Linked DNA regions of Homo sapiens: region 1 is linked to region 2. Evidence: chromatin contacts called from ENCODE Hi-C data. All regions are on one chromosome and are shown on one strand. The core of a region is the stretch at or near the end of the contact, and the rest is flanking DNA. Distances in the headings are between cores, read along the strand shown. Region 1 holds the start of SFT2D1 (SFT2 domain containing 1). Region 2 holds the start of TBXT (T-box transcription factor T).

Region 1 (6,065 bases), core at 1,959-4,458, 170 kb after region 2:
CAAGTCACTCCTCAATAGCCCCCTAGCAACAATTCCCTCTTGCCTGCACCATAATTTTCCCCTTTCCTGGACCATTCCCAATGCACAGAAACATCCAGTATTTTCCTTGGGAAAATGACATGTTCCCCGACCCCACTGCATCCTTCAACTACCACCCACTTCTTTGCTCCACAGGAAAAATCACTGAGATGGCCATACCATCTCCATCTTCTTTCTATTCTCCCCTGACTTCAATCAGGCCTCTGACCCCATCCAGCCACCAAGACTGCTCTCGTGGAAGTGACAACTGATAACCTCCACGGGTAATCTGCTCTTAACTTCTGAGACCCATCAACAGTACTGGGTCCCATCCCCTTCCTAAAGCACTCTCTTCCCTCACTTTCTGGGGCATCCTTCTCTCTTGGTTCTCCTCCTCCTTCTCTCGCCACGCCTCTCAGCTGTCTTTGCCGGCTTCTGCTCATCCTCTAAACTTCTACACACCTAGAGAAAACCAGAGGTCAAACCTTGGACCTCATCTTGACGATCTCATCTCTCTCCTATTTCCTCCCACAAACTCTACAGTGTTACGTCCAACTGCTTTCCTCACATCTCCACTTGGATGCTACCTGGATCTCAGACTTCACGTCCACACTGAAATGATTTTCCTCCCTGAACCTGCTCCTCCCACAGTCACTTAATGGCAACTCCACCTCTCCAGATGCTCAGGTCGAATGCCATGAGGCATCCTTGCCTCCTCCCACTCTCACACATCCAATCCGTCAACAGTGTGGCCTGCTGGCTGTACACTCAGACCATTTACAGAATCTGACCACTTTTTTGTTTTTTAAACAGGCTTTTTTGCTCTTTAAACCACTTCTATCACTGATTTGAGCCACAGTCATCTCTTGCCAGGACAACTGTACTTGTCTCCAGCCCAGTCTCTGGGCTTCTAACATTGCCTCTACAGTTTGTTCTCCACAGAGCTGCCAGAGTGATCCTTTAAAATCCAAGTCGGTCACACCACCACTCTGCTCTAAACCCAAAGGCTTCCTATCACACTCAGAGTAAAGCTAAAATCCTTTCTATGGCCTATGAGAACCCTCACAATTGAGAATCCCCCTTCCTGCTTCACCTTTTCTTCTACAATTGTCCCTCTTCTCTGCCCCGCTGCTAGAGCCCCTCTGGCCTCCTTACTGGCCCTGAACATGCTGACCACACACCACTTGGGACTCTGTATCTGCCTTGGAGGCTTTTATTCACAGGATGCTCAGACATCCCAGCAGCTCTTCTGAGCTGTGCTCACATGACTCCCTGGCAGGGAGGCCTTATCTAAGTAATATGGCAACCCCAACCTCCTCAACCTGCTCTGACTTTTTCTGTGGCTGTCTGACACATTATATACTTGTTTATTCACTGTTTCCTCCAATTAAAATTTAAGTTCCATGTGAAAGAGGTATTTGCACTGGTCACTGTTATTAACACCTGCATCTTGAACAATGTCAAACATATGCAGGAACTTGAATATTTGTTAATGAACGATCACCTCCTCTGAACTCACAGCACTTGTCTATACAGCCAGTCACTCTAATCTTTGATTGATTACTTCTCCACATATCTTTCTCCCCTCTAGACAGTGGGCTCAAGATAAGTGATATTACCTTTGCATCTCCAAAGTTTAGAGTAGCACTGTCCAATAGAACTTTCTGCAATGCAAATGTTCTGTATCTGCGCTGTTTAATACAGTAGCCTTTAACCACATGTGCCTACTGAACATGTGAAATGTGGTTGCTGTGACTAAGGAACTGAATGTTAAATTTTATTTAATTTTAATTAATTTAAATTTAATTGCTCCAGGCGCAGTGGCTCAAGCCTGTCATCCAAGCACTTTGGGAGGTCAAGGTGGGCGGATCACTTGAGGTCAGGAGTTCGAGACCAGCCTGACCAACATGGTGAAACCCCCATCTCTACTAAAAACACAAAATAATTAGCAGGGCATGGTGGCAGGTGCCTGTAATCCCAGCTACTCAGGAGGCTGAGGCAGGAGAATTGCTTGAACCCGGGAGGCAGAGGTTGCAGCGAGTCGAGATCACGCCACTGCACTCCAGGCCTGAGCGACAAAGCAAGACTCCATCTAAAAAAAAAAAAAAAAAAAATTCATTGGCCACATGTGGCTGTGGTAATATACAGAGTTACAGAGTGCAATGAGAACAGATACTTGTCTTACACTCTCTGAACCCAAAACTGTAGCCCAGAACTCTACCCACACCAAGTGCTGAGTAAGTATAATGACAAGGAAGTCAGGAGAGACAAATAGAAGATCCTTATGAAATACAATTCAATTTTAAACGTCCAACTTCTGCGACAGCACACAATAACGTGCAATATAATCGCATGCAATAACAAAAAAACTTACACCGCAGTTCCTGCTCCACTGCTACTTTTAACCTTCTTGCTGGAGGAAGTAACCCTTATCAAGTCTCGCTGGTAAGGCGCAGACACAAGGGCTTTTATTAAGAAAAAAAAAAAAATCTCTTACCAGGGCTCACTGCCTTAACAGAAAAATTTTAATTCAATATTATTTCACTTACCAATGTCCTGTTTATTTTTCCTCCAGTCTCCCTATTTCCAAAAGACCACCCCCCAGCAAACACACACATAACACCACCTTTACCTCCAAAGACAAACAGATGCAACAAGCTTTAGGGTCTCGGCTCACTGCAGCTTGCAGGATAAATGCCCTGCATAGCTACTTACGCTGCACAGCCCGAGGCCAGACCCCGCACCAGGCTCAGAAAACCAAATAGTACGTGGGAGCGATGGATTATTTGGGAAAGCGAGGGCAGACGTTAGCGGATTCCTAAGTCAGAAGGCCAGATGGGAGAGTCGGGGGGGGGCCTCAAAGTGGGTTTAAGTAGACCGCATGGAAAACTGGAAAGTTCTCAAATTCTACCCAGGAAGCAGGCGGAGCCCTCCTAAATCAACCAGCCGGGCAGAGGAGTCCCAGACCCCCGGCCTCGCACCCACCCCACCCGCTCGGCCGGTCCTCAGTGCGGCCGGGGCCAGCGGGCAGCCCCGGGACTGGACGAGGGCGCAAGTTCGCTACCTGCGCAGTCAGGCCCTGCTCCTCGTCGTCCTGGCCGCTCAGGACTCGCCGCAGCTTCTCCATGGCCCTGTTACAGGGCCGTAGCGGCCGCCACTCTGTTGCCTGCCCCTGACGCCCACCAGGAAACCCCGAACCCGAAACCCCACAGACCAGCCGGAAGTCCGGTCCCGCCCGCTTCCTGTGCGTCAGCGCGGCCGCCGTAGCAATGCGCGCATGCTCACCAGCCTTTCTCTCGGACCCGGTAGTGGTCCGTGAAGTCCGCGGAGTGGGCGCTGATGGTGGGGCTATCCCTTCCCACTGTCCGCGAGGTGCGCCGTGGTAACGCGCGGGGACACAGCGCGGGTGTGGACCCCCTGCCCACAGCTGGCGCACAGCCATTGAGTGTAGACCCGACTGGGGCACGACCACTGAACCCTGCACTTGGCGTCCTCCGGGCCCCGCGAGGGGCCTTGCTGGGCGGGTCCGCGGCACCCCGGGTTCCCAGAAGTCGAGGCCCCGAATGCGCCTCCCCTCGCCTGGAATCGGAGAGCGGAGGGCTCCTGCGGGCAGGTGGCCGTGCTCCGAAGAGCGCCCTGCCACCCATGAGGTGGCCCTGGGGGCGTCGCTAGCCTTCCCAGCTGGGTGTCCTCATCCGGAGACACAAACACCTGCCTCAGGATTAAAGCGAGGAGCTGTATTTCAGACCGTCTCAGGAGAAATAGCAAGAGGCTGCCTCACTCCTTTGCCCTTGTGAGAGCTATTTCTTTACTCAGTTCACTGGTCAGCTAGGAGTTTGAAAGAGTGAAATCTTATTTATAAAAGGAATAGCTAATGCAACCCATTTTTCCAGTTTTGTGTGAACAGTGAAACCATTGAACAAGCGTTTACTGTTCTCCGGCTCGTGCTGGATGAACAAACACTAAGAAATGGGGAAGTGGCATTTTTCTCTCTCTCATTTTCCACCATGCTAAGAAAGGAGATTAAAAATCAGGGCTGCCTGTCTAATATGGTCTCCAGAAGTCATTAAGTGATAGGTTTTGCTCTTCTGTTTGCTTCTAGGCTTGGTAAGATGGTAATGAGAATGCCTGTTCTTTTGATTACTTTGCCCACTCCATTTCCTCCCTAAAATCTTTCAGTTAAAAGGTGGATCCTCAAAAAGTTTCATTGTCCATCCTACTGCCTCAGTAGAGATTTTATCTAAACTCAATTAGATAAAAACAAATACCACAGGAACCCTAGGAAAGCAAGTCGCGCCTTCTTGTGATGAAACGGTCCAATGCTCAGCATCCTTTTCCTTTAGGCAGAAGATATTTCTATGTGGCCTGTTCATACTAATATGAGAAGTCTTATCCTTATGTCCTTAACTTTAAAAGGTCAGAAAATAGATTGTAAAATCTATAGAATAAAACTATGTTTCTGTTGAATAAGAGAGTATGTCCGTAAGTGTTACGGGAAAGGGGTCCGGATCCATACCCCAAAAGAGGGTTCTTGGATCTTGCGCAAAAAGAATTCAGGGCAAGTGAAAACAAGTTTATTTAAAAAGTAGAGGAACATCGGTAGTCTGAGGCAGAGAATTGCTTGAACCCGGGAGGCGGAGCTTGCAGTGAGCCGAGATCGCGCCCCTGCACTCCAGCCTGGGCGACAGAGCGAGACTCCGTCTCAAAAAAAAAAAAAAAAAGTAGAAGGACAAAAGAATAGCTACTCCATAGGCAGAGCAGGGCTGTCTATTACCAGGGCTGCTGGTTGCCCATTTTTATGGTTATTTCTTGATGATATGCTAAACAAGGGGTGGATTCATGCCTCCCCTTTTTAGACCATATAGGCTAACTTCGTGATATTGCCATGGCATTTGTAAACTGCCATGGCGCTAGTGGGAGTGTAGCAATGAGAACGACCAGAGGTCTCTCTTGTTACCTTGGTTTTGGTGGGATTTGGCCGGTTTCTTTACTGCAGTCTGTTTCATCAGCAAGGTCTTTATGATCTGTATCTTGTGCTGACCTTCTATCTTATCCTGTGTCTTAGAATGACTTAACTGTCTGGGAATGCAGCTCAGTGGGTCTCAACCTCATTTTACCCAGCCGCTATTCAAGATGGGCTTCTCTGGTTCACATATCTGACATAACTGCTTTCAAGATTTTCAAGTATAGGCCGAGCGCGGTGGCTCACTCCTGTAATCCCAGCACTTTGGGAGGCAAAGGCGGGTGGGTCACAAGGTCAGGAGTTTGAGACCAGCCTGGACAATATGGTGAAACCCCGTCTCTACCAAAAATACAAAAATTAGTTGGGCATGGTGGCGGGCGCCTGTAGTCCCAACTACTTGGGAAGCTGAGACAGGAGAATCGCTTGAACCCAGGAGGTGGAGGTTGCAGTGAGCTGAGGTCGCTCGTTTGCACTCCATCCTGGGCAACAGAGTGAGACTCTGTCTCAAAAAACAAACAAAAAAACCTTACTTCCTAGCTCTTCCTGCTTCCTGGCCACATAGTTTTTTCAAGAGCCAATGACTCCTGAACACAAGGACATGCACAAAATTGTTGGGGTGATCAGACCCAACACCAGGTTGTGGGAGTGACAAAGTCCAGCAGAGTCAAAAGATTGAGAAAAAAGTTTGAGAGAGAAATGTGGGACAACAGGGGCCATTGCTATTGCGGAGGCTGTGAAGGCCCCGAGCTCTGGGAGCCCACAGTGTTTATTGGTAATCCAACTAAGAAACAGGTGGTGAGAATGTGGAGGTCATGTTGCATTAAGCACATGATTTACAGCTGTGACAGTTTAGCATTTATATGGAACATGTTCTGCTACTTGAGATAATGGGAATAGGTGCCTAGGAGCCTAGGAAGGCTAGAAGCAAGGAGCCAGCAAGTCTAGACACATTCCAGAGGACATTATGCAAGCCCTGCCTCAGTTTCCCCCCAACACTCAGCTTTTTCCCAGCATGCCCCCCTTCTCTTTATTGTAAAAGAGAAGATATCATTATTACTAGCTATCATTATTACTAGCATGGCTC
Region 2 (6,780 bases), core at 1,312-3,811:
AGCTTGTATCTAGTTGAGTCTTCACACTGCAGAGATTTGAGGGGTTGCCCCCCCACCCTTTGGGGAAGATTTCCAAGGAAGGACATGCCCCTCTCTCACTCAAGTCTTGTTCTCAAGAAATTCTCACACCATTTAACCTGAATGCTTTTTGGATCTTTTCATTTTGAGCATTGAGAAGTTGTTTCTAGTTTTAAACACTTGTATGGAGAATTCAAGGGGAAAATGTTTGAATGGGGACTTAATTTAAACAGTTCTCTCCTGTGCTTCCATTTCAAGTTCCGGAATATTATTTGAAAGGGCAGGAAGCCTTCCTCTCAGTGCGGGTTAGCGCGTCTCCCCGCTCCTCCAGAATCTCCACGGAGCAGCACACCACACCGCAGCACACCGGGAAAGCGATCCGCCTCTGTCCTTCTCACCTCCTCGTTCTGATAAGCAGTCACCGCTATGAACTGGGTCTCAGGGAAGCAGTGGCTGGTGATCATGCGCTGTGGACCCCCAACTCTCACTATGTGGATTCGAGGCTCATACTTATGCAAGGAGTTCAGCATGATCTGAGGGAGACAGATACAGGATTGGTGGCACTGAAAGGCCTGCGTTAAAACAGCAAAACATCCATTTCTCCAGGATGCAGAAAGTCCTCTGGATCCCAAGAAAGTGTCTCTGCTGTTGAGGGAAGTGGGGTTCCACCAGGGGAGGCTTCTCCGCGGTTTATATGTGCTATTCCCACAGCTTGTTTGGAAAAGGGATGTGAGATGCTACACACCATTAAAAGCAATGAATGCTCATCACAAAATCCTTTCACCTGGTGGAATAAAGTACTAAGGCTTTCAGGAAGGCTATGGTCATTTTTAAAAGACTGAGCTTGTTTGCAACTTGCCTAACCTGGGGTCTTCCAGGAACAATCCCCGACTAAAGAATGTTCTTTAGAAAAGCACGACTTTACAAGTTTGTTCCGACTCCACGCAGTAAGTACTGTGGCGCATGTTTAAATTTAAATGCGACTTTGCCATCAAGGCTGATATCTTTTCCACCCCCAGGAGAGTTTAGGGCTAGACAACGGAAGTTCCCCAAAAGCTCCAGTCCTTCAAAGGGGAGTGCTCCCGCTCCCCGTTCGCCAGGCGTGGATGTTATCAGCTTAGTATAAACAGCGCTAAAGGCCTTATTAGAGAAGGCTGTGGCAGTTTCTCCAGGGCAGACGTCGCCTCCCGTTCAAGCAGCGTCCCTTCCCACAACCCCCGTGCAGAAGGCGCAGCGCGGCCCCCTCCTCGCTGGTCCCAGACCTGGCGGGCTCCTCACACCTACCTGGCCCCCTCCGTTGAGCTTGTTGGTGAGCTTGACTTTGCTGAAGGAGACGGGAGCCTTCATCCAGTGGGCCCCGAAGTTGGGCGAGTCGGGGTGGATGTAGACGCAGCTGGGCGCCTGCGGCTCCGGCTTGCCCCCCGGCACCCATTCCCCGTTCACGTACTTCCAGCGGTGGTTGTCCGCCGCCACGAAGTCCAGCAGGAAGGAGTACATGGCGTTGGGGTCCAGGCCAGACACGTTCACCTTCAGCACCGGAAACATCCTCCTGGAAAACACGGGGCGGGCGCAGGAGGACCCCGACACTGACCAGGTAGGCCGGAGGCAGAAGCTGGGCACAGAGGCCTCAGTTATTTCGGGGCACAGAGGAGCCCCCTGGGGAACGTCCGAGGGTGACTCCCAAGCTCCCCCTTCCCCGAGCCCTGCCAGGTCCAGGTGGCCTCCTCACCATCTCCACGGCCTCGGGAGGGAGGGGAGGAGAGGACCTGGCGAAGGGTTTCAGTGCAGGAGGCCACATCCCGCGGGGACAGGCGGGGACCAGGGCGCGCCTCGCGGGTCCCGGGATGCCTCCGAGGTCGGGACACCGAAGTGCGCGTTCCTCCTCCCCAAGCTTCCGCGGAGAAAGCCCCAGAAGAGGGGCTTGTAGAAATGCACTCGAGGGAGTTAACCAGAGCGGGAACAAACACAAAGCCCTCCTCCAGGAGAAAAAGGGTTCGACCTCCGGGAACTTGCCAGGTCCCCCAGGCTGCCCAGGCGCTGGAGAGCGCGGCGCGCGCGGGCTCCGGACGCGCACCCACCTGCCGTTCTTGGTCACGATCATCTCATTGGTGAGCTCCTTGAAGCGCAGCCACAGCTCGCTCTCCTCCAGGCCCACGCGCAGTTCGCGCTCTGTGGGGTCGCCCTTCTCGCTGCCCGCCTGCAGCTCATTCTCCACGGCGCTCAGCAGGTGGTCCACTCGGTACTGCAGGCTCTTTCCCGCGCTCTCGGTGCCAGGGGAGCTCATCCTCCCGTCCGGCTCCCCTCCCCGCCGTCCCCGAAGCCCAGACTCGCTACCTGAGATCCACCTTCCCTGCTCTTGGCCGCCGCCCTTCCGAGAAAAGGGGCCCCTTGGACCGAGACCTGCGACGGCTCCCGGGTCCCGGGTCCCGGCACAGACCCGGGAGGAGGGCGCGGACCAAGACTTGGGGGGAGGGGACGGGGGCAGAGGGGTGGGGAGAAGTTATTCCACTTGAACTCCCCAAGGCTCTACTAGTGTAGGTCTCTGGGGACCGAAATTCAGTGCCCTCCCCATAAATAGAGCCGCGGCGGCAGCGCTGGGGTGCTCGGCGGATTGGGCCGCGCACGCTTTGAAGTGCCGGGCAGCCTCCCATTGGCCGAGAGCGGCCATATCAGACCCAGCCGGGCGGGTCTGGGAGGCCGGGGGCCAACAATGGGCTCCCGCACGCCTGTTTCATGTAAATCCGGGGCCCCAGCCCTGCGAGCCCCGGCCCAGCCCCTACACCCCCGCCCTTCTCCAAATGTTTGCACCTCCATCAAAGCGGCGGGGCAAGCCCCGGAGGAAGGTAAGCTGGACGCCCCGGCCTGCCCCAGCCCGCCCCAGCCCGCCCCAGCCCGCACTTCCGCGAGGGGCTGCCCGGCAGCCTGCGATGCTCCCTGATTCCCGCGCGGGGTCCTCCTCGCTTTCCCAGCGCGCCCGGATCCCGCAGCCGCGCCAGGCTGGAACGTTCGCGCGGCCTCACCTGTCCCCGCTCCAGGCGCGCCTCCCTCCCCTCCCAGGGACGAGCGCATTTGGCCGGGCTTTGGGATGCGCCGCGCTCGTCTCGCCGCAGTAGTAGTGCTGTTCTCGCGCCTCCGATGCCTCAACTCTCCAGTCTGGCAGTTTCCGGTGCACCTGTCCCCACACGTCCCTCGCCCACGGAGCCCCAGGCGGCGTTACGCACACCCAGGATCGTGGATCAGCCTGCCCCGGCGTCGGGTGTCCCCGCGGCTCTCACCATCTGGAAAAGGAAGGTCCGCGCGCAGAGAGGGAAATGGACGGAAATAAGCAAAAGCAAAACAACCCCTTCTGAGAAGTGTCCTCCTCGCTCTCTTATAAAAACAGGACTTGTTGCCGAGGTCAGCGCGCGCATCGAGTGTGCCAGGCGTGTGCGTGGTTTCTGCTGTGTCATTGCTTTCACGGAAGGTGGGAGAAGGTCGGGGCTGGCGGGGTGGTCCGGACTAGTGGGACTCGGGGCGCTTTCCCCGCCCGGCCCAGCGCCAAGCGGTGTCGGCAGCGGTTGTTTTATTACCTTTCGGTGAGAACTTACGCGAGGAGAGCGAAGGAGAGGTGACAATGAGCAGGAAATAGTTCAGTGGGGTCTCTTTAAACAGTAACATTCCTCCTAAAACGGGAGCCCAGGAAGGGGGAAGGAGGCAGAAGCTCCCCCTTCCAAGGCCTGGCTTTGCGCTTCTGCACACCTCGCCCATTCGCTGGACGAGGGCCTGCCTCGGGTAGCAGCCTCTGTTTCCCGGTCTCCTGAGCGGGCACCCCAGCCCCAACCCCTCTAGAGAAAGCCTGCGCATCGGGTGGGGCAGCGAGTTCAGAGGAGTCTTGCGCCCTAGCAAGGGGGCTTTCCCGCGGACATGGTATCTGCGCCCCGCGCTAAGTCTCCCCTGCCCCCTGCCCCCTGCCCCTCGCCCCTCGCCCAGCCGGGCTCGCTCCGGGGTCGGGAATTGCTGGGGAAGCCGAAGGAGGGATCCCCGCCCGGGACTCGAGGGATCGACCCGCCTCGCGGTATGCGGAGGGCTGCCAGGAGCCAGTCCCGGGGAAGGGTGCCTGCCGCCCGTGGGGGACAGGGCTCCTTCTCTCCCTTCTCCAACTTACACCGACGAGTCAGGAAGCCGGAGCGTCTAGTCCCTGTCCGCATTTCTCAGTGTCTTTTGATGTCTGGGATGCATGGATATTCCCAGGGGGCTGACCCGAGGTGGGGAAGTTTCCTTCTAGAAAGAGGCACCAAAAGGACCTCATTTGCTCCTGACGCCGGACCCTCCTGACACGCCTTCACTGGCTCATCGGGTCCTGGGCTTTGGGGGAGAGCGTGGTGCGTGTTACTCTCCTTACTCCGGGTATTAAAATGTCTAAGAGGTCATCGCTTTGGCCCAAGGCCTCCCGAGGATAAGATAAAAGGGAAAAGTGGAGGGGAGGTGAAGGAGGAACGAGGGTGGGTCCCAGGCAATTGAGGGCCTCGGAACCCTAGGCACGGGAGCGAAACCTCTCCTGCGGCTTCAGGGCAAAGGAGTCCCGAAGGCTGGATCCCTCCCCTGCGCTCGGACGGCGTCGCGGCCGCTTTTCCCACAGTCGGGAAGCGCCAAAGAAGACTGGAGGGTTTAACAGATCGCTCTAAAACTGTTCCGAACAGGAGGGGCACGGCCAAATAAGAATACAACTTCAGCAGGAAAGAATATTCCGTTTCTAACACGCGTAATAAAATTTCTACTCTCCAGAGAGAATGTCTGAAGCATTGAAGAGTACGACCCAGGAATTGAACCACCCAAGTCGGAGGAGGTAGAGGTTGGAAGTCACCGACTTTGGCCAGCACTTGTGTAGTGTCACCTGTCTTCACTTTCTAACGTTTATTTTTCCTCCCCTTTCTGTGGCTGATTTTCTGATCTTTGTTCCTCGGTTCCCAGGACCAGGCCCACTCCCTCCGCCTTTTCAGCGAAGGCTGCAGTGCATGACAGTTTACAGCCAAAACTTCCTCCAGCCCGGCTATAAAGAATTCCCAGTTAATAACAATGCGCTTCCTTGGGAGGAAAGAGGGGCTGAGGCACCGCCAGCTGTTTCGCTCCCAGGGTCTATCTCTCCTTGGCAAGCCCAGCCATTCAGAGAAAAACAAGACAAAGCCTTATGGCTGGGCCTCAGGATGCAACTGTCCCACCGAAAACATGCTTGAAACATTTTATAAGAAAACACACACACACACCCCACTCGACTCCCAGAGAGGCAGTTTTCCTGGGCCCAATCCCTTCTGAAAAAGCAAAGCCATTTATCTTTAGAAGCAGGCAACAATGAAGCTGTAACAGGCTCAAGGAGGGGTGGAGGACAGCCTCGCGTGACTCTTACCCCACACTCTAGTCCCTCTCTTTCTGCAAGAAAAACAAATGAATTTCTTTTCTGATTATATATGTACTCCTTGTAGAAATATTATATATGTATCTGTCTTCATATATATGTAAAACAGTCACCCACAGTATCTGTGGGGGATTGGTTCCAGGACCTACAAAGATGGCAGAATCCAGGGATGCCCTAGTCCCTTGGCATGGTATTTGCATATAACCTATGGACTTCCTCCATGAACTATAAATCACTTCTGGATTACTTATAATACCTAATACAATGTAACACTATGCAAATAGTAGTTATACTGTATTGCTTTTTATTTGTATAATTTTTATTCTTTCATTATTGGGGAGAGGGAGTTTGGAATGTTTTCTATCAATTCAACCAACCACGGATATGGAACCTGTGGCTATGGAGGGCTGGCTGTATGTTTATCTCTCTCTATGTATATAAATGCTAACCTCAAGCACTAAGCAATGTTCATATTTTGGGGTGTTCCTCGTCTTTTTTTCATTTTGTTCTTCTCATGAGCTCCTTCTCCCACACTGACTAAGCGGACTGATCGCAAACAGTCACAAGTTCTACATTAGAGATGACAGCCATGTTTCATGGCCAATAATTCTGCCACCAATTGGTTTATTTGTCTCTCCCATTAAAAGAAACCCAATGGCTTTTGTTATTGCTTTAAAAGGTGTGTAACGTAATTCTTTAGACTCTTTACCATTGAAAAATTTTTAAAGCCCATTGGGTTGTTTGAGGTGGTTGTGGTTTTGTGGGAAAGAACAGAGACTTGGTTTTTTAAAGTCTTCCTCTCAGGACAAGGATCCCACCCTGTGCACAGCCGGCCCCTCCCTGCTGCTCTAGGGAGAAGGCTTCGTGATGTGCTCCCTGATCTGCAGGGAAGCTGTGGCCATGTGGGGTGGACGCAGGGACTACCGTCAGCCTCAGGCTGCGTCTCAAAACCTGATCCCATCCAAGCTATTTTTTTGGAGTCAGTGGGCTTCGTCACACATGACAGTGTGTGGTTGTTTTAGTGACAGGAGTTCACAGATTAACAACAAACCAACCTGCCCAGTTGAATGTTTGGGAATGTGACAATCCCAAACCTTTCTCCTTAAAACTCTAGTGCTTCAGCTCCTATCTCTTTGGAATTCAAGTTTCCAGAGGAGAAATCGGGCTGCTGGATTTTGATCTCTTCCTCGGTAGAGAAGGGTAGCTTGAGTTTTTCTGCCCAGATACTTAATTTTTTCAATGCCTTGTGGATGATAAGTTTCTTGGCGATAGTTTCAGTGGGAATCTGCTGATTTTGCTTGGCATGCAGGGAAAGCCCTTTCCAACTCAACAAGTCTCTTTAGTTCTGATTGGTATGATGGTGAGTACTG

What was found. Hi-C counts contacts between places; a loop is a spot of excess contacts on that map. Pooled maps may share reads with other maps.
Region 1: a map with no recorded cell type shows a loop between it and region 2 (5-fold over the local background). The contact joins the promoter of SFT2D1 here to the promoter of TBXT in region 2. A Hi-C loop is called at or near these places in 2 of 37 single-sample maps with no recorded cell type and 2 of 50 pooled maps.

What each region holds. Positions count from the first base shown.
Region 1 is chr6:166,339,337-166,345,401 of GRCh38, forward strand. SFT2D1 (SFT2 domain containing 1) reads right to left here and starts at 3,209. Exons shown (of 8, transcript NM_145169.3): 1 at 3,083-3,209. The coding sequence starts at 3,145. LOC100289495 (a long non-coding RNA gene) reads left to right here and starts at 3,295. Exons shown (of 2, transcript NR_040022.1): 1 at 3,295-3,811. RefSeq lists a silencer at 2,920-3,079 and an enhancer at 3,141-4,034.
Region 2 is chr6:166,165,290-166,172,069 of GRCh38, forward strand. It overlaps TBXT (T-box transcription factor T), which reads right to left and starts at 2,562. Exons shown (of 8, transcript NM_001366285.2): 1 at 2,097-2,562; 2 at 1,303-1,567; 3 at 417-551. The coding sequence starts at 2,302. LNCDAT (lncRNA divergent activator of TBXT) reads left to right here and starts at 2,808. Exons shown (of 2, transcript NR_166068.1): 1 at 2,808-2,861; 2 at 4,783-5,883. RefSeq lists an enhancer at 2,704-3,298.